Linked DNA regions of Mus musculus: region 1 is linked to region 2. The links are chromatin loops, found by intact Hi-C in ENCODE. Cell type or tissue: left cerebral cortex. All regions are shown on one strand. Links, peaks and the distances in the headings refer to the core of each region. The heading gives the core; the rest is flanking DNA. Region 1 overlaps Arnt2 (aryl hydrocarbon receptor nuclear translocator 2). Region 2 overlaps Arnt2 (aryl hydrocarbon receptor nuclear translocator 2).

What was found. A loop is a pair of places that touch in the nucleus more often than their neighbours do. Peaks named below come from ENCODE experiments on the same cell type or tissue, not always from the same donor. Only the 100,000 strongest peaks of a DNase experiment are listed, where the experiment ranks them.
Region 1: a loop joins it to region 2, with 2.8 times the contacts of the local background. A loop is called at or near these places in 5 of 42 quality-filtered maps.

What each region holds. Positions count from the first base shown.
Region 1 is chr7:84,338,268-84,349,924 of GRCm38, reverse strand. It overlaps Arnt2 (aryl hydrocarbon receptor nuclear translocator 2), which reads left to right. Exons shown (of 19, transcript NM_007488.3): 4 at 2,370-2,583; 5 at 5,970-6,183. It overlaps Gm30873 (a long non-coding RNA gene), which reads right to left. Exons shown (of 3, transcript XR_869767.3): 3 at 2,054-5,417. Among named protein-coding and RNA genes, the nearest start is that of Gm30873, 7.3 kb to the right of the region's middle. In left cerebral cortex, for the core only: a CTCF peak has its summit at 6,551 (motif pointing right); DNase peaks (open chromatin) are centred at 10,252 and 10,502; H3K27ac peaks cover 498 bases.
Region 2 is chr7:84,286,136-84,297,792 of GRCm38, reverse strand. The region is part of intron 8 of Arnt2 (aryl hydrocarbon receptor nuclear translocator 2); the gene reads left to right. Among named protein-coding and RNA genes, the nearest start is that of Gm25790, 31 kb to the left of the region's middle. In left cerebral cortex, for the core only: no CTCF peak of the experiment used is centred there; DNase peaks (open chromatin) are centred at 4,225 and 4,504.

The sequences.
Region 1 (11,657 bases), core at 2,559-10,558, 51 kb before region 2:
GAACTTCTTGTCTGGTCTCTCCTTACATCATCAGCCCATGCACTTTCAGAGTATCACCTTCTCTGAGTGGTCCCACGAAGTGTGAGCTGGCAAGGTGGCGTTACACACCTCTGGGAGCTCTCCCTGCTTTAGGCCTCCTGGACAAATGTCCAGCTGAAGAATGTGTTCTGCACCGTATGACCAGCTTTGTGGTTGTGGAAGGCGAGGAAAGGGCCTCAGGTACCTCCATGGCAAGACTCCTGCCTGTGCTGAAGAGCTAGCAGTCCTCTGTTCAAATTCCCGCTTGCAACACTTTCCCTGGCTTGTAGATGCCCCACCCCAACCTCTTCTTATCTGGTTGACCCTTTCCCCCCTACTCAGGAAGCTCTGTCCACTTCCGCCTTGGAGAGATAGAGTTTCCTGACCCTAGGGAGTCTTTCCTACGTATAAGAACATTGCTGCTTCACCGACATCTGTCCAGTTAATCCCCTATGGGTGGGGTTGGCCTCAGGAGTCTGCTTGCTGGTCTTCCTCCTCTCTCCTACATGGCTCATCTACCTCTGTCAGCCACATCAGGGCCCATTGGCCCATTCGATTTCTCACTGTGGTCTGGCCTGCACCCCAGCTTCCCAAGTTCCTCAGTTTCCTCTTCCACCAGGTCTGCCCTTCCTACAGAGATGTCTCTTCCTTGATCAACGCTTTAGATCTTCCTTTAACCCTCGAGATAAACCCTCTCCCCAGAGCACACCTCCTTTTTTTCTGCTGCCACATAGGTCTAACCCTTCCCACTGTTGCTAACCCCTTCTAGCCCCTCCTCTTCTATGTCTTTTTCTCACCTGCCTTTTACCTTCCAAGGCCTTGCTGAGCATGTGATCACATCCCACCTCTGGGCTCTGCTATGCACAGTGGGTGTTTACATCCCTTGAAGACCATGTTGGGCTTCCTTGTTTTCTTTGGCATTCCATACCCATTGTGGGGCTAGCTCAGGACTCCTTGAATGGAAATTCTGTTCCAGAAGGTTCACACCAGTCCACCACAGGGACTGCTGTTTCTACAGAGGGTCTCTCAGCGCACACACACAGCATGCTCATTGTCACACCTATGGGCCTGATTGTCGTGTTGTCCCACTTCCCGAAGTGTAAGGCTGATGAATACATGCAGTGTGTGGAGCAGCCTTGCCTGGGGATCTTCTTTTCTTATTGTTGGTGTCACTTTCCTTCCCAGAGAAGCCAGAAAGCCCTCCATTCTGCAGCAACAGCAGCAGCAGCGTGGGGTGTGTTTTTAGACTCTGTTTCATCTCAGGGAACAGCAAGTGTGTTGGATGAGGTTGGCTGTTACTCTCTTTTGAGCTGAACGGTAATAAATAATTCGAGGCAGAAATATTCTCCCAGCCCTTCTGTTGGTTTTCCATTTTAAGAATCCTAGAAATGGAATTGGGTAATTCCTTGGAGTATTTTTTGTAATTGGTTATTTGCTAATAGGCCAGGATCACACCTGTTCTGTTACTATGCTGCAGGAAATACACTGGGTGTAGAAGAAAGGCATGTTCACTTTATATAAAGTGAATCTGCGTCATCCGTGGTCTCCTTAGTAACACAAAGAATAGTGAGGCTTGCGATGGGTTAGATACTGCAAGCCCATTGTCAGCTGAGGGTATTGCTAAAGACAAAGCATTTGATACAGCCCCAGCCAAGCATCTCAGCCTAGCTTGGATGGCCTTTAGCCAGATTAGAACACTCATATCAGTTTGTCTCTAGCTAAGCATTCAACACATCCCTACTTTATAGTGGAGTGCTAAGGATTCATAAGATATATTGAGTGCTGTATTGAAGGTAAAAGTCACATGGCTGTGTGGGTATTCCTCATCTTTGGGTGCTTTATGTATTTTGAGGTACAGTGTTCACTTGAATGGATTATCACCATCCAAGAATTGAAGGAGTATAAGTTGGAGGCTATCTTATAGTGAGTGTTTCGTGTCATGAGGGAAATAAACCACATGGATAAGAAGTCTGGAGCTACATTTGTAAATGTGTATCCACACATTCATGTTTAAGATCATGCTTGTACACAGAAAGCCTGCTAAAAAGTTTTAATCTTCCATGCTCCCTGGTCAAAAGTCCATAGGTATGTGTGTAATTCCGGAAGAGCCTATACATATTTAGAGAAGGAGGCACAGAGAGAGGTCCATGCTTCCCACACAAAGACCCGAGTTACAGATGTGTCAGGGATTCAGTCCACAACTACTCAAAACACTGAGCCATTATGAGTTAGGTCCAGGACTTTGGCTATCTGATGTTAACAGTGTATTCTTTTATCCCAATGTCTGCTGACCGACCCCTGGTCTGATCCTTCTCTTTTTCCCTCCCCCTGACCTCTTGCTTTCTGGGAAGAGAGAACCACAGTGAGATTGAGCGGCGCAGGCGGAACAAGATGACTCAATATATTACGGAACTCTCCGACATGGTTCCCACCTGCAGTGCACTGGCTAGGAAGCCAGACAAGCTGACCATCCTGCGCATGGCGGTCTCGCACATGAAGTCCATGAGGGGCACCGGCAACAAATCGACTGACGGCGCCTACAAGCCTTCCTTCCTCACTGAGCAGGTACCCCAGCGTTGGTGTTGTGGTGTTGTGGCCAGTGGAAATTGGAGGGATCCTTAAGGTCACAAGCCTGAGATAAATTATATAGGAACATGCAGTTGGGGAAGAGGTGAAGGCAAGAAATTTGGCTTCCATTCTTCAAAAGGAGGTACTCTTCAAGAGTGGCAGATCTGTCTATTGTTCCCTCTTCTAGCTTCCATAAACCTCAGTGAGGAGTAGTTTAAAACACAATGTGAAGAGCATGCTGATGCAGGAAGATGGCAGTGACACCATAATCCTTATGTAAGGGTAGTGAGATAGCCATGCCTTTGGAGTCACAAGAGCAGTGACAGTGTTGTCTGCAGGGTCATCACAACCAGCACTGGCAGGCACTCATGGTCCTGGTCCAAGTCACATCTTTCTGTGCTGTTCATTTACTTTCGCTGACAAGCCACTGCTGTTCATCACTGTTGGACAGGTGAAGAAATCAAAGCTTAGAGAATTTCCCAGGGTCAGTTGCTTAGAGAAGGAACTGGAGACTGGTCTACTAAAGCCACGGTTTCACACCCATGCTAACTGTGGAGAAGAAAAGCATGAGATAGCAACACAACATCAGTAAGTGGGTTTACGTGAGCCTGAGGCTTGTCTTCTGAATCCTTGTCTTTCACTTGGTGATCTCAGTGAACATCGGCTGGTACTTAAAGCTTTAGATGACTTGTCTAGTTAAACATAGGGCTTTGACTTTCTGGTTTCTATAGCTTTCCTAAGATTAATGGGCTGATGGATCTGGTGGGAAGAGGTGAAATTACATGGTTGTCAGAGGTGTTAATTTGAAAGTACCGAGTATCTCATGTGTGGAATCTTGAGTAATGGAGTGTTTAACAAGGCAGAATGTGAGGCCAGAATGAAATTGAGAGGAAGGGACTGGGTTGTACCAGGGGCTGTGCTCAGGACAGGGGCTGTAAGGGAATCACAGACTGAACACAGAAGAGCTCAGCATAGGGACTTCTAAAAGAGGCACAGTGTATGCAGGGGAGAGTGGAGGAGGCACGAGGGCTCATTAGCTGTGCGGTGCAGAGCATCTGTCCATGTTCAACAGCAGGTGTAGAAGAACAAGGAACATAAGCCAGCGCCATAGCCCTCTGTCCTGCACAGGTGCCTCGGCAGGTGCCTTACCTACTCTGATCCCCCTTGAAATCCTCCCAGGGGTCACTTCGTTCTTCATGCTGAGGGTTTCAGGAAGAAGGTAGTGGCCATGTTTGGTCTTAAATAGGGAGCATGGTGGCCAAGGTATGGCTTTCTACCCTCATTCCATCTCTGTAAAACTGAAAAGGATGCTCGCCCCCAGCCCAGTCAATGTGTGAGGAAGGCATCCCTGAATAGACTGCTTATCATGGGGACGTTTCTATAATGAAGATTGATGGTGAGGTCTGACCTGCTGGGAATTTAAGTACTACCAACATGCCTCAAATGTTTTCCCTGAATTTATTTAATCCTCACAAAAGGACTCTAAGCGACTACAGGAAGATTGCAGCGAGAAGGCAGCAACACATTTATGTGCCCCATCCATGCTTCTTCTCTCTTGATCACATGTACATTTACAGAACCCTACCATGTGACAAACCCTTACTTAGCCCTGCACACCAGAAGCTCACTTAACACCCCCCAAATTTCACTGAAAGCAAGCTTTGGAATATCAGAAGCCAACACCATTAAATATCATGCCAGAGTTGTACAGCTAAGAGGAAGGGCATGGGTGGGGTCTTTTTTACTCCCAAACCCAAACTGATTCACTGGAGAAATGAGAAAAGGCCAATTATAAACAATGTGCTCTCAGACGATGAACCTCAGGAGAGAGTGTGGGAAGAGATGAGTGAAGGCGATTTTGTCCTGTTAGACCTTTGCAAACAGGGTAAAAACACATGCAAGACAAAGCCACACGGCCTCCTCCAGTGACAGAGAAATCTCTCCTGCCCCACACATCTTACTTACCCCATTATTTACAAGGGTCTTCCTGTTGAGAAGGTTTTTCCTGAAACTGAGAATAAAAATGCTGACAACATTCTTAGAGCCACACACACACATCTGAGAGACACAGGAATCAGAAGTGCGCATGGGAAATCCACAGAGCAAACTTTTTTGTTGAAAAAATGCTTGTGCCGTCTGCATTCACCCTGGTTTCCCAGGCTGAATGTGTTTGAATTGCTCCCCAGTCAGTGCCTGCATACAACCACAAAGCTCCTAGGCTGTGTTCCCAGAAGACCAAGGTCTTCTAGGGGCTGGGGCACCAGGACATGTTAAGTGATGTGACCAGAGGCTCTGGATTCTATCCTTTGCTTTCTCGCAGGTGCCCCTGACTGTTGTGCCATAACCATTCCATGTGAGATTGCATTTGAACATTTGAGTCTCAGATGGGGAGAATGGTTGCTTACTGCTGACCCCAGAGGATGACTTTGTTCTTTGGGGCCTGGACAATGTGTGGTGAGGAGGTTGGAGTGGTGGGCAGACTCTGGCGTTTGTGGAAGAGTTAGCTTCACACCTCCTGCAGGCCAGGAGTCCAGCTATTTTATTTAGCTTGATGAGAAAGGATGTAGCTAGTTAACCCCTGCGCTGCTTTTAGGCATGGATATCTCATTGTATAAAAGTTGCCTCGTTCATGACCCCCTGAGGTGACAGCAGTACTTCTTGCTGCTCATCTATCAATCCAAAACACTTACGTGTCTTTAATGACCATCATATCACTGGTAAGCCTGGTAAGAAGAGGCCAGTACAGCAGCCTCTTCTCAGTATTAAGTGATGTGGCTAGTTCGTTGTTCTCTGCTGCTTCGTGTGCTGTCTTTGTCTGATGATATGATGTCCTAGAACCCCAACAGACATGTAGAAGTCAGGGGATAGCCTTATACACAGTGCCAGCATTGAGCTGGCACATGCTAGAACAAGAGGAACAAGAATGCAATGTCCCCACATGAGGGAAGACTCCTTCTTTCTTGTGGTTTCTTTCTCTCTTGTCTCTTTCCACCCTCCTTCCTTCTTACTATCTACTACCTTTCTTGCCATGCACAGGGTGCTGGGTCCTTCTGCAGTGTCATGACTGCAGTTTCAGTACACGAGGGAAGTACCTCAGGAAAATGGCAAGTCAGCAACTCCTGAATATCATGACCTGCTCTCTCGTCTCTCTAGGCTGGAAATGGCCCACTCACTCTCTCCGAGAAAAGACAGTGTTTTTTTAGGGATGGTGCAAGTTTTGTTCATTTTTCTAAAATATAAGTTAAGCCTGTGAAACGCTGTTCATCAGCACAACTCCTTGCACAGTGAACAGCTACACGCAGAGAGGTGAGGGGGCTGATTAAGAGAAGATAATCGATCTAGGTCTGTTAGGACCCTTGCTGACCACGGCCTTTCCTCCCCAGGAACTGAAGCATCTCATCCTGGAAGCCGCTGATGGATTTCTGTTTGTGGTGGCAGCTGAGACAGGGAGAGTCATCTACGTGTCTGATTCGGTCACTCCTGTCCTGAACCAGCCACAGTCAGAGTGGTTTGGGAGCACGCTTTATGAGCAGGTGCACCCTGATGACGTGGAGAAACTGAGGGAACAGCTGTGCACTTCGGAAAACTCCATGACAGGTCAGTGTAGCTTTCTTTGTGTGGCCATTTGAGCTGAAAATTGTACTTTTGGTGGTGGTGGTGGTGGTGGTGGTGGTGGTGGTGGTGGTGATGGTGGTGGTTGTTCATAAATTTAATACCAGCACTGCTGAGGCAGAGGCAGGCCAGCCTGGTCAACAGAGTGATTTCTAGGGCAGGCAGGACAACACGGAGAAACCCTGTTTCAAAAGAAAATGATCTTCCAGTAAACACATTTGGAAGCTAGAAGTCATAAAATATCCTAAAGGTGAGGTGATGTATTTTATTTAGTTGTGTATGCCTTCATTCACAGTATCTTCAATTTTTTGTATGTCACTTTTAGTCTGAATTTTACCTGTAATTAGAGCATGTGGCCAGCAGGAGGTGCTCTTTCCACATTAGCGAGACCCAGATGTTCTCTACGTATCACTGCTATCCATCACTTACAAACCAGGCCTTACCCACCTGAAATGCAGTTCCATATTGAAACATCTAAGTAAGTCACTTCTGCCATAATAACAGACACTTTCTTCAAAATCACTTTTCTGTTCAAAAACATGCAATAAATCTGCAGAATTCAGTGGGAAAGTGGGTTGGAAGTGAAACACTCCATAGCAGGTAAAAGTTAAAGTAGGAACTTATTGAAAATGACAGCATGGCTTTAGATGACAAATGGAAATTCATAAGTATTATTAAGCATGGTGCTTGGCCTGGAAAATGACAGGTTTGGTTGAAGAAATGGGTCTCAGAAGGTGTTATCACCTATGTGCTCTCATGAAATTTTACCAGGACAGTCATGAAAAATCAGCCGGAGAGTTTTAACAACAAATGTAGATAATCATGATGAGTTGACATTCCTTTTGATAGTTTTGTAGTTGTCTGGGGTGTGAGAGTGATATGGCTCTCTAGTTTCAGCCAGATGCGGTGTTCTGTGCTCATCTACTATTTCCCATGGATAAGAAAACACAAAACTCACATTTCTCTCTAATTGTTCCCTAACATATCAGTCAATTTGGAACAAATGTATATTTTCATAACAGAAGTTATAGATGTGTTCTATTAAAGTATTTGCATTCTTTTATATAACTCACATTTGTGATATATTCCTCCCTGACTCTGCTGTGTGTTGCTGGAGTTCTCATGCTTATATCTAGCACAGTGCTAAATTCTGGTGGTTTGCATGTAGCAGCTACTCAGCAGAGGCCTAATCAGTAAGTGAGTCACTGTTCACTATAGTCACCTCAGGCCTCTGTGACACATCTCGTAGTCTGAATAAATCCAACTGCAGGAATTGACTTTCTTTCATAGTTTGGAGGCTGGACATTCAATCTCTTAGTCCAATTTGTCTGAAACAAACTACTATGAACCGTGCATGTTTAAATATAGGGATGAAAAGATGGCTCAGTGGCAAAGAGCACTTACTTGCTTCTCTTCCAGGGGACCTGAGTTCAGTTCCCCTGAACTCAGTAGATCTGGGAACTGAACTCAGGTCCCAGAATTCACATTGGGCAGCTCACAACTGCTGTAGCTCCAACTCCAGGGGATCAAATGCCCTTTTCTGGCCTTTGCAGGCAACTGCACTCACATTCACATAACCAGATGTACAGATAAAACGTGTATGTGCCCTCACATTAAATTAATTTACGTGTGTGTGTTGTGTGTATTGTGTGTATTTTTCTCACAGTTTTAGAGATTAGGAAGTCTAGAATCAAGCTGAAAGTTAATATGTCTAGTGAGTGCCCACTTTCTGGCTCCTAGATGCCTCTATCTGTGTCCTCACAGAGTAGAAAGGACCATCACAGTCACAAGGACTCCGTGCTCATGACCTAATACTCCTACCACCCTGGGGATTGGGATGTCAACCTGCCTAGTTGCATCAAGCACTAAGTTCATTTTATCCAAGATCATGGTGTCAGCAGGGTTACTTCTCCAGAGACCTCCTATTAGTTTCCAGATGCTTCCCCTTGAATCCTGCATGATCTTTTCCTGTGTATGCATTCCTAGTCCTTTGAAGGATACCAACCATATAACCTAGTTTACCTTCATTACTTCTTTAAAGGCCATACTCCAAAAGCAGTCACAGTCTAACATTCTAGGAGTTAAGTCTTCAACCTATGAATTATTGAGGGAGGGTTGCAATTCTACCCATAACACTTAGAATCAAATCCAAGTTAGTGGTGTCCAAACTGGCAGACATTGAGCTGTTTCTGCAGGAGCTGTTTTCTTCGGTGCTGGTAATCTATGGATAGAGATTTAGCATGGGGATAGGACTTGTGTATCAACCATCTATCCCATCATGCCCGTAAAAGAACAATGCAAGCTCAGTCTCAGGAAGACACTGTTGCTCCCTTGCTGAGCTGACATTGTAAGGGACAGATTGTGCATTTCAACCCTTGGGAACTGTGAGAAAGAAAGGAGTAAGCCAGGAAGTGTTGGTTTAAAAGCTGAAGTCACCTCCTCTGGAAAGAGCTGGTTTTCCCCAGAATTCTCTGTATTTGGCCACAGGATGTGGCTTCTTCAAACCCATCAGGAGACCCAGATGGCAGGGGAAGTGGTGGCCAAAGGCAGTGCACGTTCAAGCCAAGGTGCTACTGACTCACTCATTAGAGGCTACTGGATATTTCTCTGTGAAGTCTTTATGTATCTGACTGAATAGAAATGGCTTTGGAGAGATTGTGAGCAGTAGTCACAATAACCAGAGAAGCACAGTATGGTTGTTCTCCCAGTGAGCTGTGAACAGTCAGATCTCTGAGCTCTCTTGCTAGCCTGGCTCCTCTTGAAAAGAAGATGGGGTTGGAGATGTGGGTCCTGATCCTTAGGGTGTGAGAGAGCCCAGAGTTCTGTTTTAGAGTCACATAGTGAAATGGACTCTCCTGGGATACACACAAGACTGTTGAGCTGGGGGTCATGGCTTGAAACGGCTCCTTGCAACCGGGCTGCGTGTTGAGGGCAGTGAGGCTCACTGAACAATGCAATGCTCAGTGGTGCCCTGGACAGAGTGGAGGTTGATTATTGAGCATCCAAAGTGTACATTTAATATAAAATTTTTCTTTAAAAAGTTTTAAGGATTACTTAGTGCCTTTGATTATGGGGCAAGGGTCTTAAACTCTTCTGTCTCTGAAACTCTGTGACTTGAGGTAAAAAATAAGTAAATATGGGCCACTTGGGGATGTAGTGATGACAGGTACAGGGTCAGGAAACTAGGAAAGGCCTGCTAGGATAGAGGTGTCTTAAGAACAGCCAAACCCTCCCTTAAAGGAGACTCCCTCCTCTAAATCTCTCTCCTAGGAGGTGGACGTTCCCATTCATTGGACCTGCAGCACCATCTGTACTGCACATAGTCTGAGGAGTCTTTGTGTGCACAATGAGAGACGGAACAAACAAGGGAGCCAGGGCAGATGTACAGACTGCTCTGTTGACCCAGGGACCTAGGAAGTGATGTTTGCACAGAGGTGTGGTATCTAGAAGAGATAGTAGGGTTCTTTGTTGAGTTAAATCTTTCCATAGCTAGTCAGGTGTGACCAAGGGTGGTGAGAAGAGTCTTGGAAGTACCACGGAAGTGTGGATCATTGCAGTGGTTTGGTCCTTCTGTGAATGAGGGCTGGACTCTAATGTTATTGAGAGTCAGTGGTGGCACCTTCCTGAGGCTGGCAGCAGCAATGTAGAAAATAGTCATAGCCACGGAAAGGCTGCTGAGAGACTACGTTTTGCTCTGGTATTTTCTTGGAGATCTTGGAAAGTTCCTTTCTTCTTTTATCTTTGTTCACCTCCCAGCACAAGAGAGATTCCCAAGGCTCCTTCCATCTCTGAATTTATTCTCTCATCTAAGGTCTCCAAATAGGATCTAATCCAGTCCTTGGAAAATGGGAGGGGAAGAGGGGCTAAAGCCTGGGCAGTAACATGATAGGCCAGCACTGTGCTGAAATGCTGTCACTGCCCTTTCAGAAGGCAGCAATGGAGGATGTCTTCAATGACCTATATCCAGCCACTAGTTACACTAGTCTCTGAGTGCAGCGTTCACCAGCTGGCAGTACATGCTGAATGTCGATGTGTTTTTCAATAGACCTACTCATAAAACCAGGCACTGTGCTAACTGCGTGATGAAAACATGAATGGCGGTTTGCAGGGACCTAACCCTGGCCTTTTCTTAGGAGCAGTTGTCCACAGTAGCCTTATGAAGCACACCTGTATCAAATGATGTGAACTGATCCTGATTCTTTTTCTTTCCATCTCAGCTTGCCTTTGTTTCTTGTGGGGCTCTCAAGCAATACCACACGTTTACATGTAGTTCTGGGCTTGGGGCCTCTGGCTCAGCAACTATCTTGCAGAATGGCTTTCTGCCAGAATCTCTGTGAGTGTTCCAGGCTTGCCTTTCTTAGCTCTGTTTAAATTCCTTTGCTCTGTCCTGCCCTGACCCATCCTAAGGGCTAAGGAAAACTCAGAGCCAGGCTTCAAGGCCAGTCTCTCCATCCAAGGCACTTGTACCCACACTGTACTCAGAGCCATCACTACTGAAACTAGAAGCTGGATAGAGGTTTATGGACACACCACCTACTTTTCCACAGGGCCATTGCTGCCTTCTGGATTAGTAGAGACAGCACTTCAACACAGCACTGGCCTGTCTCATTACTGCTCCAGGTTTTAGTCCCTCTCCCTCTACCATTTCAAGATGACTCTTCAGAGGAAGGAGGGATGCCAGGCAGCAGTGTATAAGGTGGTCCTGATGGGGAGAAGGTGTGGTCGAGACAGAAAAGCACCTTGTAGTTAAGAGGGCTGCAGAAATAACCATTTTAGATCTCTGAGTGATATGAACAGTCACCCTCAGTGAGGAAGGGCTGGGGAGGGTGGAGAAAGGCCCAGGGCTTTCCAGGTGGCAACAGGTCCTCTAGTTGTAACCAGATATACCCAAGCACCAGGTTCAGAAAGCAAGCAGGGGGCAGCAAAGACACCACCCAGGAGACAAGGAGGGAGCCTATCCTCTCAGTGTTGTCTGGTGGTTGAACTCTGGAAAACCTTGGTCCTGGTGAGCTTAAACTGAAGGCCCTTTGCCAATGACCCCAGCACCTCCCTGGGAGGAATGGCTTCTGTTCTCCAACCCGAAAGAGGATGTGGGAAAGGTTAGTCTGTGGGCATTTCCAGAGGAAGTTCATTTGGTCCATGTCCCCTGCATTGCCTTCTGTGGTTAGGGATCTGCAGGGTTCTCCTGAATTCAGGTAATTGGGTCAGCATTTTGGGTCGGAATAGGGAATAACTTTGAAATAGACTGCCTGATGGTAGAAGTGGGTGCAAGCAAAGAGTAAACTAACTAACTAACTTACTTACTTACCTTCCTTCATTCATCCCTTCCTTCCTCATTCCCTTCTTCCCTCCCTCCTTCCCTTCCTTCCTTCCTTCCTTCCTCCCTCCCTCCCTCCCTCCCTCCCTCCCTCCCTCCCTTCCTTCCTTCCTTCCTCCCTCCCTTCCTTCCTTCCTTTTTC
Region 2 (11,657 bases), core at 1,482-9,481:
AAAAGCCAACAACAACAACAACAACCTTTATTTTATTTAATATATGAAGACATGAAGTTGAAAAGGAGATGTCAGAGGGAGTCCAAGAGGAGATGGGAGGGAATATAATCAAAATACATTGTATACATGTATGAAATTCTCAGAAGAAAAAGTTAAAATACATTCTAACAATTGTTGATTATCACCTATTATTTGTCTGTCACCAATCTATAAATCTATCCGCTCTTGCATTTACCATCTATTTATCTCTCAAGTCTATAATCATCTTTTAAAACCCGCATCTATCCTCTGTCATCTCCCTTTCTGCCACTTGTGTGTTACCTGAGGTTGGCCAGGTACTAAGCAGACCATGTTGCTTGTGTTGTTCACCCTATCTTTCTCTACACCATGACCCTGACATTATTTGGTCCATTTCACCATACCAAGATGAGTCTCCCAATAATTAACATCTAGAAGGGTTGGCAGGCCCCACACTCCTGGATCCCTCCAGTTTGAGGATTTTCTCATTGCCCTATACAGTTGCAAAGAGAATTCTTGAGGTCACGGGTTTCCAGGAAGCCACTTCTCCAGCATCTTTAGCAGTTAGTTTCTAACTTCTGTGTGCAGATGGCTGAGCCTGCCTTGGCTTTCCTTTCAGAATCTTCCCCTTTTCCGTTATAACACAAGTAGGTTGTTTCCCGAATGCCTAGAAATCAAATGTTTGCTCAGTATGCTAGTGGGGATGTTTTCGCTCATTTTAATGACTAGGCTGGTTCAGCCTGTATGGGGGCTTGAGCTGTCCCTGTAAAGATGTGTCCTTCAGGCATCAGAGTCACCCCTGTGTGTCAGGTGCCACAGCCATCTCCTGGTTCTTCTTTGCCCCCCTCTAGATTTTTGTTCTTCATATGAAGTTCTAGAACTTCTTGACCGAATCTTCTATTCTTGGCCACCACTCCCTTTTCTGTTTTTAACGTGACAAGTGTGCTTTTTCATCTGCACTCAGTCCTCACTGATGAAGTTGCTGTCTTTCTATAAATACAGCATCCTCTAGACTCCCAGAGGATCGACTTTAGATTTTTCTCTCTCTTGTTTTTATTATTTTTTTTACATTGCTGTTGATAATTTTATTTTTTAATTTAATTTTATTTGTAATTCATTTTTTACACACTATATTCCATTCCCCGCCCCTCACCATCACCCTCCGACTGCTCCACATCCCACACCTCCTCCCCACCCCACCCCATCTCCACATAGTTGCCCCCACCCCCTACCCCACCTGACCTCTAAACTCCCTGGGGCCCCCAGTCTATTGAGGGTTAGGTGCATCATCTCTGAATGGACACAGACCTGAAAGTCCTCTACTGTTTGTGTGTTGGGGGCCTCATATCAGCTGGTGTATACTGTCTGTTTGGTGGTCCACTGTTTGAAAGATCTCGGGGGTCCGGATTAATTAAGACTGCTGATCCTCCTACAGAATTGCCCTTCTCTTCAGCTTCTTTCAGCCTTTCCCTAATTCAACAACAGGGGTCAGCAGCTTCTGTCCATTGGTTGGGTGCAAATATCTGCATCTGACTCTTTCAGTTGCTTATTGGGTCTTTTGGAGGGCAGTCATGATAAATCCCTTTTTGTGAGCATTCCATAATCTCAGTAATAATGGCAGGCCTTCTGACTTCCCCTAAGCTGAACCCCACTTTGGGCCTGTCGCTGGACCTTCTTTTCCTCAGGCTCCTCTCCATTTCCACCCCTGTAATTCTTTCAGACAGAAACAATTATGGGTCAGAGGTGTGACTATGGGATGGCAACCCCATCCCTCATTTGATGTCCTATCTTCCTGCTGGAGGTGGGCTCTATAAGTTCCCTCTCCCTACTGTCAGGCATTTCATCAAAGGTCCCTCCCTATGAGTCCTAGGAGTCTCTCACCTCCCAGGCCTCTGGTGCATTCTGGGGGGTCCCCCCAACCTCCTATTTCCTGAGGCTGCCTGTTTACATCCTTTCTGCTGGACCTCAGGGCTTCAGTTCTTTTTCCTAACCCAATACCAGATCAGGTTCCCCTCTCCCCTCCACTGCCTCCCCAACTCTCCTGTCCACATTCCATCCCAAGTCCCTGCTTCCCACCCTCCCCACTTGTGATTGCTTTGTCTCTCCCAAGTAGGACTGAGGCATATTCTATATGGGTCTTTCTTTTCTTCTCTTTCTTTCTTTCTTTCTCTCTTTCTCTCTTTCTTTCTTTCTTTCTTTCTTTCTTTCTTTCTTTCTCTTTGCTAATATCAACTTATTAGTGAGTGCATACTATGCATGTCCTTTGGGTTTGATGTCCTTTTGGGTCTAAGTTACCTCACTCAGGATGATTTTTTCTAGTTCCATCCATTTGCCTATAAAAGTCAGGTTGTCTTCATTCTTAATAGCCAAGTAGTATTCCATTGTGTAAATGAACCACATTTTCTGTATCCATTCTTCTGTCGTGGAACATCTAGGTTGTTTTCAGCTTCTGGCTATCACAAATAGGCCGCTATGAACATAGAGGAAAACGTGTCCCTGTGGCATGGTAGGGCATCTTTTGGGTATTTTCCCAAGAGTAGTATAGCTGGGTCTTCAGGTAGACCTATTTCCAATTTTCTGAGGAACCTCCAGATTGATTTCCATAATGGTTGTAACCCCACATCCAATAGAGGGCTAATATCCAAAATATATAAAGAACTCAAGAAGTTAATCACCAAAAAAAAAAAAAAAAAAAAAAAAAAAACCAAACAACCCAATCAACAAATGGGGTATAGATCTAATCCGAGAATTCACAACTGAGGAATCTCGAATGGCTGAGAAACACCTAAAAAAAAAGTTAAAGTCCTTAGCGATCAGAGAAATGCAAATCAAAACGACCCTGAGATTCCACCTTACACCAGTCAGAATGGCTAAGATCAAAATCTCAGGTGACAACACATGTTGGAGAGGATGTGGAGAAAGAGGAACACTCCTCCATTGCTTGTGGGATTTTTCTCTCTCTTGTAAAGCAACTGGAAATAATTGTTCTGGTTCCTTACCTTGGTGTCCCCTTTTTCACATGCTTCCCAGTTCTGTGTGACTTACCTTAGACATGTGACTGTGGGATGGTCCATTCTGAGAGCTGACAATCGTGCCATCATCCATTGCAGAGGTTCTAGAAAGACCCGAGTACCCTCGACAAGGACAGGAGAGGAATGCTTGGCTTTGCTGCAGTCTTAGGAACACCTGAACTAGCTTTCACCTGTCTGTTCCCAGGGCAATAAATGGAGTGGCAGGTTACAAATCACACACAGCCCCAGTGAGAGTCCTAGAAGTCCATGTGGTTTCCTAGGAGTCCCAGGTGCTTCTCTGAGACTTGCCCTTTTTCTGGACTCATCTCAAGTCAAGCTTACTCTGCGCTTTTTTCTGTTCTGGTACAAACCTTCCACTCCCCCACAGGCAGTTACAGGGAATAGGGTTCCCCATTGTATCCTCCCTCAGTATGGTTGGGTTCCCCATTACATCATCCCTCAGTGTGGTTGGGTTCCCCATTGCATCCTTCCTCAGTGTGCTCTGGCCTGATCCATGCATCCTAAAACCACCTCACACACCCCTCCCCACCTTTCCCAGTTTCCAGCACTAGGATATACTTCTTTCTGTGTCAGGCCCTGCAAGCTTTCATTGTCATTTGGAAGGGACAAGTAGGTACAAAAGCATCAGTTATACCCATAAGCCTTTTAGGCTAAACCACTTTTAGGGTTTCCAGGCAAAATCCCTGAAATACAAGATATTCACAGGTCAACTTGTTTGTTTTTCCCAAAACTATCCACCAAGATAAAAATCACTAGACTGCAACAAAGGGATTCCATTCAATCCAATGGGAGACTTCTCATTCTGCGTTTCTCTCCTGGCAAATGGTACTGGTTGACACAGTGTAGCGCAGTCTCTGAGAAGCCTACAGTGATGAAACCACTTTATCTTTATTGAGACTGTTTCCCAAATGTGTTTTTGCAACAGTAAATTTTTCCTAAAGTTTACAAATGTTCCTCAGGGAAGGCTGTGGCAGTATGCCGTGAGCAAGTACCCTGGATTGCTTGCAGCCAGAAGACAGTTGTTCCCCTTCTGCCTTTTGTTTTGTGAAATATAAAAATATGTCTTAATTCGCATGAGGTAGTGAAGGCCAAGGACAACCTCTTTCCAGAGAGACTGAAAAACAAACCCGCTTTCCACTTTGTCTGCACTGGGTTCCTGTAACCCTTAGTGAGGCATGAGGAAGCCTCCCTGGCCAGTGCTGTCTTCCTTTCCCAACATCGGTTTCCAGGTCCATCTCATTTGCATTGTTTATACTCTCCAGATGTATTTCTCGCTAGGCTAGCAGGAGGGAAGAGGCTATCCAAGGAGGGCGTTGTAGCTTAATATGAGGTGAAATGAGCTTGTGAAGCTGATCAGGGGATCACTAAAACCTGTTAGAATAGTTGCAGTTATCCTGTTCATATTTAAAAAAGCACTTTGCGATTCCTGCCAGGAAGCACTCCCCCGACTTCTCTCAGCCCGCTCTGGCACTCAACAGCAGCTCTGTGGCCCATCTCCAGGCTCTGTTCTGCTCCCTGTGACACTGTTAAGCACATGGTATTGGAATGAGCTGGGTCTGTTTTTCCCATCATGATGGTGAACCCTAGAGAGTAAGAACAGGTTCTCCTTTCTCCGCAGCAGAGTGTTGCCCCCACCCCCACCCCGCACTTGGTGCTACAACCTACAGCCTGTCATAGTCCAAGAGCCCGGGGTATCACAAGCCTCATGTCCTGAAGTGTGGATGGCCTCAGGTCCTTCGGAACCATAGTTGAGTGCTGCATTTAGACAGAGATCAGCACAGGGAGACCTAGCTCAGCCACCAGGATAACCCTACCTCCTCTCCCAGTGCCGAGGCTGCCAAAGCTGAGGTTGCATCAGAAAGCATTACAAATAAAGAGCAAACCAGTAAGCACCATTTCTCCAGGACCTCTGCTTTAGCCCCTTACACTAGGTTCCTGACTTGGTTTCCCCTGATGATAGATGGATTCTGATCTGTAAGCTAAGTCCTTTCCTCCCCAGGCTGCTTTTTTCTTGGTTACCCCCAAGGCCCATTATTAATGACCATTAAGCCATATACTGTACATAGGGATATCTTCCTTCCAACTATGTTGGTACCAAGCTCAGCGGCCATTTTCTTTAAAGAATCCTTTCCTGAACCCTTTGGCCTTCAATGGGTTCATCATTGGGTCCCTTGAAAGACTGCCTATGTCTTTCAAGGGACCCAACAGAAGTAAACTAGGACATTGAGTGTCTTTGTTAGGGTTTCTGTTGCTGTGAAGAGACACTATGTCCAAGGCAACTCTTATAAAGGAAAACATTTCATTGGAGGCTGGCTTCAGCAGTCTAGTCCATGATGATCATGGTGGGACGCATACAGAATGCAAGCAGACATGGTGCTGAAGAGGTGGCTTAAAGTTCCAAATCTGGATCTTCAGGCAGCAGGAAGAGAGGGTGACACTGGGCCTGGCTTGGGCATCTGAAACTTCAAAGTTCATCCCCAGTGACATACTTCCTCCATAGTGCCACACCTCCAATAATGCCACTCCCAGAACCTATGGAGCCATTTTCACTCAAACCACCACCCTGGGTTGGGTATGCTGAGTCTTTGCACCAGGTACAATGTTGACTCATATACACTCCCCCCACCAAATGACTACATAGACACTATAGAATAAGGGTATTTATACTCATGTCACATGATAAGTATGACTCAATTTTCCTGAAATTCAGAGAGCCACAGGCTTTTGCTATCAGTGGCAGGATCATAATTCTTGATTTAGGATGACCTTGGTTACCCCCAAGGCCCATTATTAATGACCATTAAGCCATATACTGTATATAGGGATATCTTCCTTCCAACTATGTTGGTACCAAGCTCAGCGGCCATTTTCTTTAAAGAATCCTTTCCTGAACCCTTTGGCCTTCAATGGGTTCATCATTGGGTCCCTTGAAAGACTGCCTATGTCTCTAAAACCCAAAGAGAATCTTTTCACCATTATTTTAAATATGGATGTGTACCCCTCCCCAAAGGAAGAATAACTCACTAGGCTCACCTTTTGAGCTCTAATAATTATCTCCAATAGACGCAGTGGCCAACTCAGTGTGCTCAGACCATAGATCACTTTCCCAAAGATCTTTGTAAGTAACCAGAGGCTGCAGGCAGAGGCAGAAAGATACTGGCACCAAGCTACCCTGCAGCAAAATGTCATTACACCCTCCTACAAGTCACACAGTCCTCCTCACAGTCACCTTCCCTGCAGAGCAGGTAATCATCTCAAATCTTGAGAGGCTATCACAGGAGCAAGCGCTCTAGCGGCATTTTCACAAGTGGCACTGGGAGACTTTGATATTGCTAACCCACAGAGTTTTGATATTAAAAATAAAAACAAACATAGAGCCAGAGCAAGAGGAGGGAGAGAGAGCTCAAAGTGCTGTTGGGAAGTGTTGAGCCTAAGTCATACCTTACAGCAGCCCCATAGTAGGAGAGCTATAAAACAAACCAATGGGAAAATGAGGTGGCCATGATGATGGCAATACCATGGAAAAGGAGGGATACCAGAACCTGCAGGTTATCGGCCATGGTCAGGGCCTTTCAGTAAGAAAAGCACCATTCCCTGGCCTGAGCAGAAGGCAGTTCCAGCATCATTTAGTTTGGGAGAGGTAAGTTGGGCACTGGAGGCCAATCCTGACGAACAAAGAAAGTCCATGATGTTGAGAGGGGACAGTGGAGCCAGATGTAGCACCACTGTAGGAGAGAAGGAGAGCGGAGGCAGATGTTCAGGGACTGGGAGTGCCAGTGCACCAAGAGCACAGGAGTTCTGGTGTTGTTCTAGGCAGATGGATGACAGGAAGGCAGCTGTCTAGAAGCAGGAGAGAAAGGAGAATAAGCATGTCGTACACAGTAGCAGAAGCCCCTCAGCTTTACTCGGGAAAGGGTCACTGTGTTCCCCATGGAAACCGCATCACTCATGCCAGAATGATAATTCAAACTCAGAATTATATGTTGTGAGGCATCTGAGAGACTTCAGGTTTTCCCCAATTTTCTTTCTCCATGGAGAGGTGAGGTACAGAGCTGGTTAGCCATTGCACCCTCATTCTGGTTAACCTACTAAACTTCCCATGTCTGCTGTTAAGTATGGACCATATGTTTACTGGTCCCCATTTCCTAGAAATGAAGTTTTGATGTTCAAGTCCAAATCTAACAGCAGAGTACTAAGTAGTAGCCGCCAAACCAGGGAAGGTGTTTCTCTACCTCACCGCTTGGTAGCCATGCATTTGAAAGGGAATGCAGTTTCTCTGTGTAATGTTTGGGTTAAGCCTCTGCTGTCACCAGGCACACTGCCTCTCCATCTGCTAATTGAAGGACAGGGCCCTAAGTCTAGCTTTCACAATCCACATCCATGTTTCTGTGTTGCTGGTGAGCACAGGGCATCCTGAGAAGACTTCCCCACAGTGGGTAGCCAAGCCTCAGGAGCCCACCTTCTTAAAATCAAACTGTACGTTCTTCCTGCCACAGCCTCCCAAGTGCTGGTGGTACAGGCTTCACCATGATCATACCCACCTTATGTTGTTCTTTTTAGAAATGAAACCACAAAACATGTTCATTAATAAAATTTGAAAGATGCAAAAAAACATGCAAGATAAAATTTGCTCAAAAGCTCATTGTAAGTTTGTTTAAAGGTTTAAATTAAACAGTAACAATACCCCTTTTCACCCTGGTCCTTTTCCTGAAAGCTAAATGCATGTCTCCGTATTATTTTTTCTCTTTTTAAAAGATGTAGTTCCTATGGCTTCATTGTTTTACATGAATAGATGCTGTTTCACTAGTCATTCATTCTCCAGCTGGGAACATGATGCCCATCTCTAGTTTGGGAGTCCAATGGAGCTTGCGAAGTCTACACATCGCAGGGGATTGTCTGTCCATGAGGGCTGGTACTTCCAGAAGTTAGTTCTAGAAGTAGTACAAAGGTGATAATATAAATGCTCAGAGCTATCACCAAGGTATCCTACAGAAGAAGATAAGAGTGTCCTTTCCCCACCTCCTAACATCTCTAAAAGTTTCCGTCATCCTACAGGCTGTATCAGTCTGATATTTGGTGTGAACTCAGAAGAGCTGTGACATTTTCAATCAAGTGTTCCTTAGTAGTGAGTTTCTATGTCCTTTCTGGGCACATGACATTGGGAGTATTTCCCTCTGGATTGCTTATTCATGGCCTGGACTCAGTTTCTACAGGATGATTTGATTTGTGCCTTTCCTGTTTCCTTCTAGGAGATCTTGATACAACTGTGTCCTGATCACTGTGTGCATTGCTACCATTTCCTTCTAACCTGAGGTTACCTTTGGCTCTCCTTTATGCTATTTTCCAGCCCACAGATTGTCTGCTCTGCTTAAGTGTAAAGCTGCACCTGTGCCTCTCCTCTTTGGGGGTATGGGGGATGCTGTACTGTTGGTTTCTTTCTCTCTTTCTCTTTCTCTTATTCTCTCTCTCTTTCTCTCTTTCTCTCTTTCTTTCTTTCTTTCTTTCTTTCTTTTTCAGCTGTTCTGTTTTGTTCCATAACAATTATCTGATGCTGGTCCTTCATTTCTCTTTGCATCACTTTTCTGCAGGCCTAATCCAATCACAAACTATTGTTTCATTTTGTATGGTCTATAAAGGTAAACCAACATATCGTGTATAAAAGAAAAGAAAAGCAGTGCCAGTTGTCTTAAGACTAAAAGGCCTGGCTCCAGTGAGGACCCATCACATGCCTGCTGGACCAGTAAAGAAATGTATCCTTAGCTGAGACGACTGGATTGCCGTTCCCAGTGGCTATAGGCTGATTCTTACAGGAGACCTTTTCCACCTACAGGGAGGCATGAACTGTATCTACCCCAGACCCCTCCCTGTATTATATTGTTTCTCCATTCCTCCTGGATCTGTGCCACCTGTAGTCCTAAGAGCCCTTTCATCAGTCTCTGCTCAGCTCACCATGTGTGTATGCCGATTCTGACGAACACAGAAGCCCCACTGCTGCCATGTTCCTAAACCAGTATAATTCTCAACTTCATTCTACACGTCTATCTTTATATCTGTAGATAAGTGTATGTATCTCTTGCCCATCATCAGATGTTTGTTTGTTTTGTTTTGTTTTTGCAGCAAGCAGGGACCATCACAGAAATCCACAGCTGGTCAAAATACAGAAAACAATTGACTGTGTGCTGACCATCCCCAATTGTTACACCTACAGCACAACCCCTGTCCCCAAGGCTCAGGGAACATTGCAGAAAAGGGGGTGGAAAGATTGTAAAGACCATGATGTCTCCTATGAAGTATTGTCTTCCACCCATGACCGGGAGTTTCAAACATAAAATCTTTTTTCAATGAATACTTATGTATTAAGCCCACACAGGTAAGGGTAGAGCTCAGAAACGTCTGCCCTCACCATGGATGGTACACAACAGTCCTCATCCAGGACCACATCCTCACTCCCTTCTCTTCTGCTGGAGCATCTCAGACTTGCATCACTTTCTACAATTACATCATATCCAGAAGGGTAGTAATAAGCTGGTTCCAAAGTTTGAGTCTTCTGAGAAGTGGGAGAAAGTGCCTGGCAGTCTCAGCTAATGGGAACCACTTTGTTTTTCTTTCACACCCATGAAATCTGACAATATGGTGCCCTAAACAAGACAGGCACAATGACAACACCAGATGACGTCCCAACATGGACGAGAGAACAAATTTAACAATTATAACAGTACAAATATATATGGGGATCATTTTAAATACTTCTGAAAAAAATTAAAAGAGGATGAAATACCTCACTAAAATGTTCCCCTGTGCTTGGGGTAGTGAGTCAATATTATGAAGACATCGTTCTCCTGAAGGCAAATTATAATGTTAATCAAACCTATTAAAAATGTCATCAAAGTAGTTTATGAAGTTAGGTAAGTTGATACTCGGTTTCATGTAGAAAACGCATTTAACAGTAGCCAAGAAAATACCGACAGGGAAACCTTAGCAGACATAAGAACACACAGTAGTGCCTCTGGGATTCAGGTAGTCCATAATTAGACCCAAGCATGCACTGGGTTTTGTTGCAAGATGAAAATGGTATCTTAAATCACTGTCCTTTAAACAAATATCAGAAGGATAACTGAAGAGTCATATTGAAGGCAAACATCAATATGTATTTCATATGCTACACAAGAGTAATGGAGTGTCTGAGACATCTAAATGTAAAAGTTGAGGCCAAAAATGCACTAGAGGCAAACAAGAAGTCTTTTTCGATCTCTTCATGAGAAATGGCTTTCTAACTGTGGCTCAGACTTATCCTTGTAAGCATAGTTAGAAGACAAAGGACCATGTGGGAGAACATATTGACAGGCTCCCTCTCTGCAGAGACAATGCTTTAAAAGTGGGACTTGGCATGATAGTACCCAGCTATAATCCTATCTCTTGGGAGGTGGAGTCAGAGGGATAAGAAGTTCAAGGTCTTCCTCGGGTACTTACCAAGTTTGAAGCCATCTTGGAATATAGAAAGCCTGTCTGGGAAACAGCATTGAGAGATAGGCAACCAGAATCCCCACAGAACAATGGGGAAGATCACGAACGGACAACTCATTAAAACTCAAATGTAAATCAGTTCTAAACATAAAGCAGTGCTCGAACGGAACTGTAATTACTGACATGCAAATTAAGACATGGATTCTCACCTGTCAAACTGACAACACATTCTGTTAGTCAAGAACATAGAGAAACAGACTTTCAGACATCAGTGGCTGGAAGGCAAACTGATACAGCCCTTCTGGAGGGAATTTAACAAAACACAAGTGTATTTATATTTGACTCAGCAATCCCACTTCTAGAAAACTACCATCGTACAGGTACAATACCAGTGATTAAAAAGAGACATATATGCTAGAATGTGCATTGCTTCTAACAGCACCGCACGGAAAACTCAGCATTCACAACTGAGGGATGATTGGATAGACACAGCGTATCAGCACAACTGAGTGCTATGCAGTTCTGAACAGAAACTGAGGAAGAGCTAGCTCCATGATTAATTCTGGAGGTTTTCCAAGATGTACTACTCTATGTGTCTGTACACATGTATGTTTGTGTATATACAGATACAGGGCTGTGTGCATGTATGTACATATATGTGCAGGCCAAAGGGCCATCTCAGGTGTCATCATTCACCTTGCCTGTGTGTTTGTGACAGGGTCTCTCAGTGTCTGAGAATTCAGCAAGTAATCTAAGCTGGCTAATTAGTTAACAGGCCCCAGGGGATCTGCTCATTTTGCCTTTGCAGTGACAGGATTACAAGTGTGCACCAATAGACACTGGTGCATGACTTTCATCTCAACAGTTAGGAAGCAGGGACAGAAAGATCTCTAAAGTTAAGGCCAGCCTGGTTTACATAGCAAGTTCCAGGACAGCCAAGGCTGTATAGTGAGACCTTGCCTCAAACAAACAGACAGACAGACAGACAGACAGACAGACAAGAAAATGGGGGGAGGGGGATCTAACAAGTTGTTAAGTTGTTAAGATCTGATTGGATTGATCTTTGATCCTTTGTCACCAAACAAAGTGAATTGTTTGCATGATCAACAAGACCTATTTAGGCTTCTTACTGGTGTTTCAGTG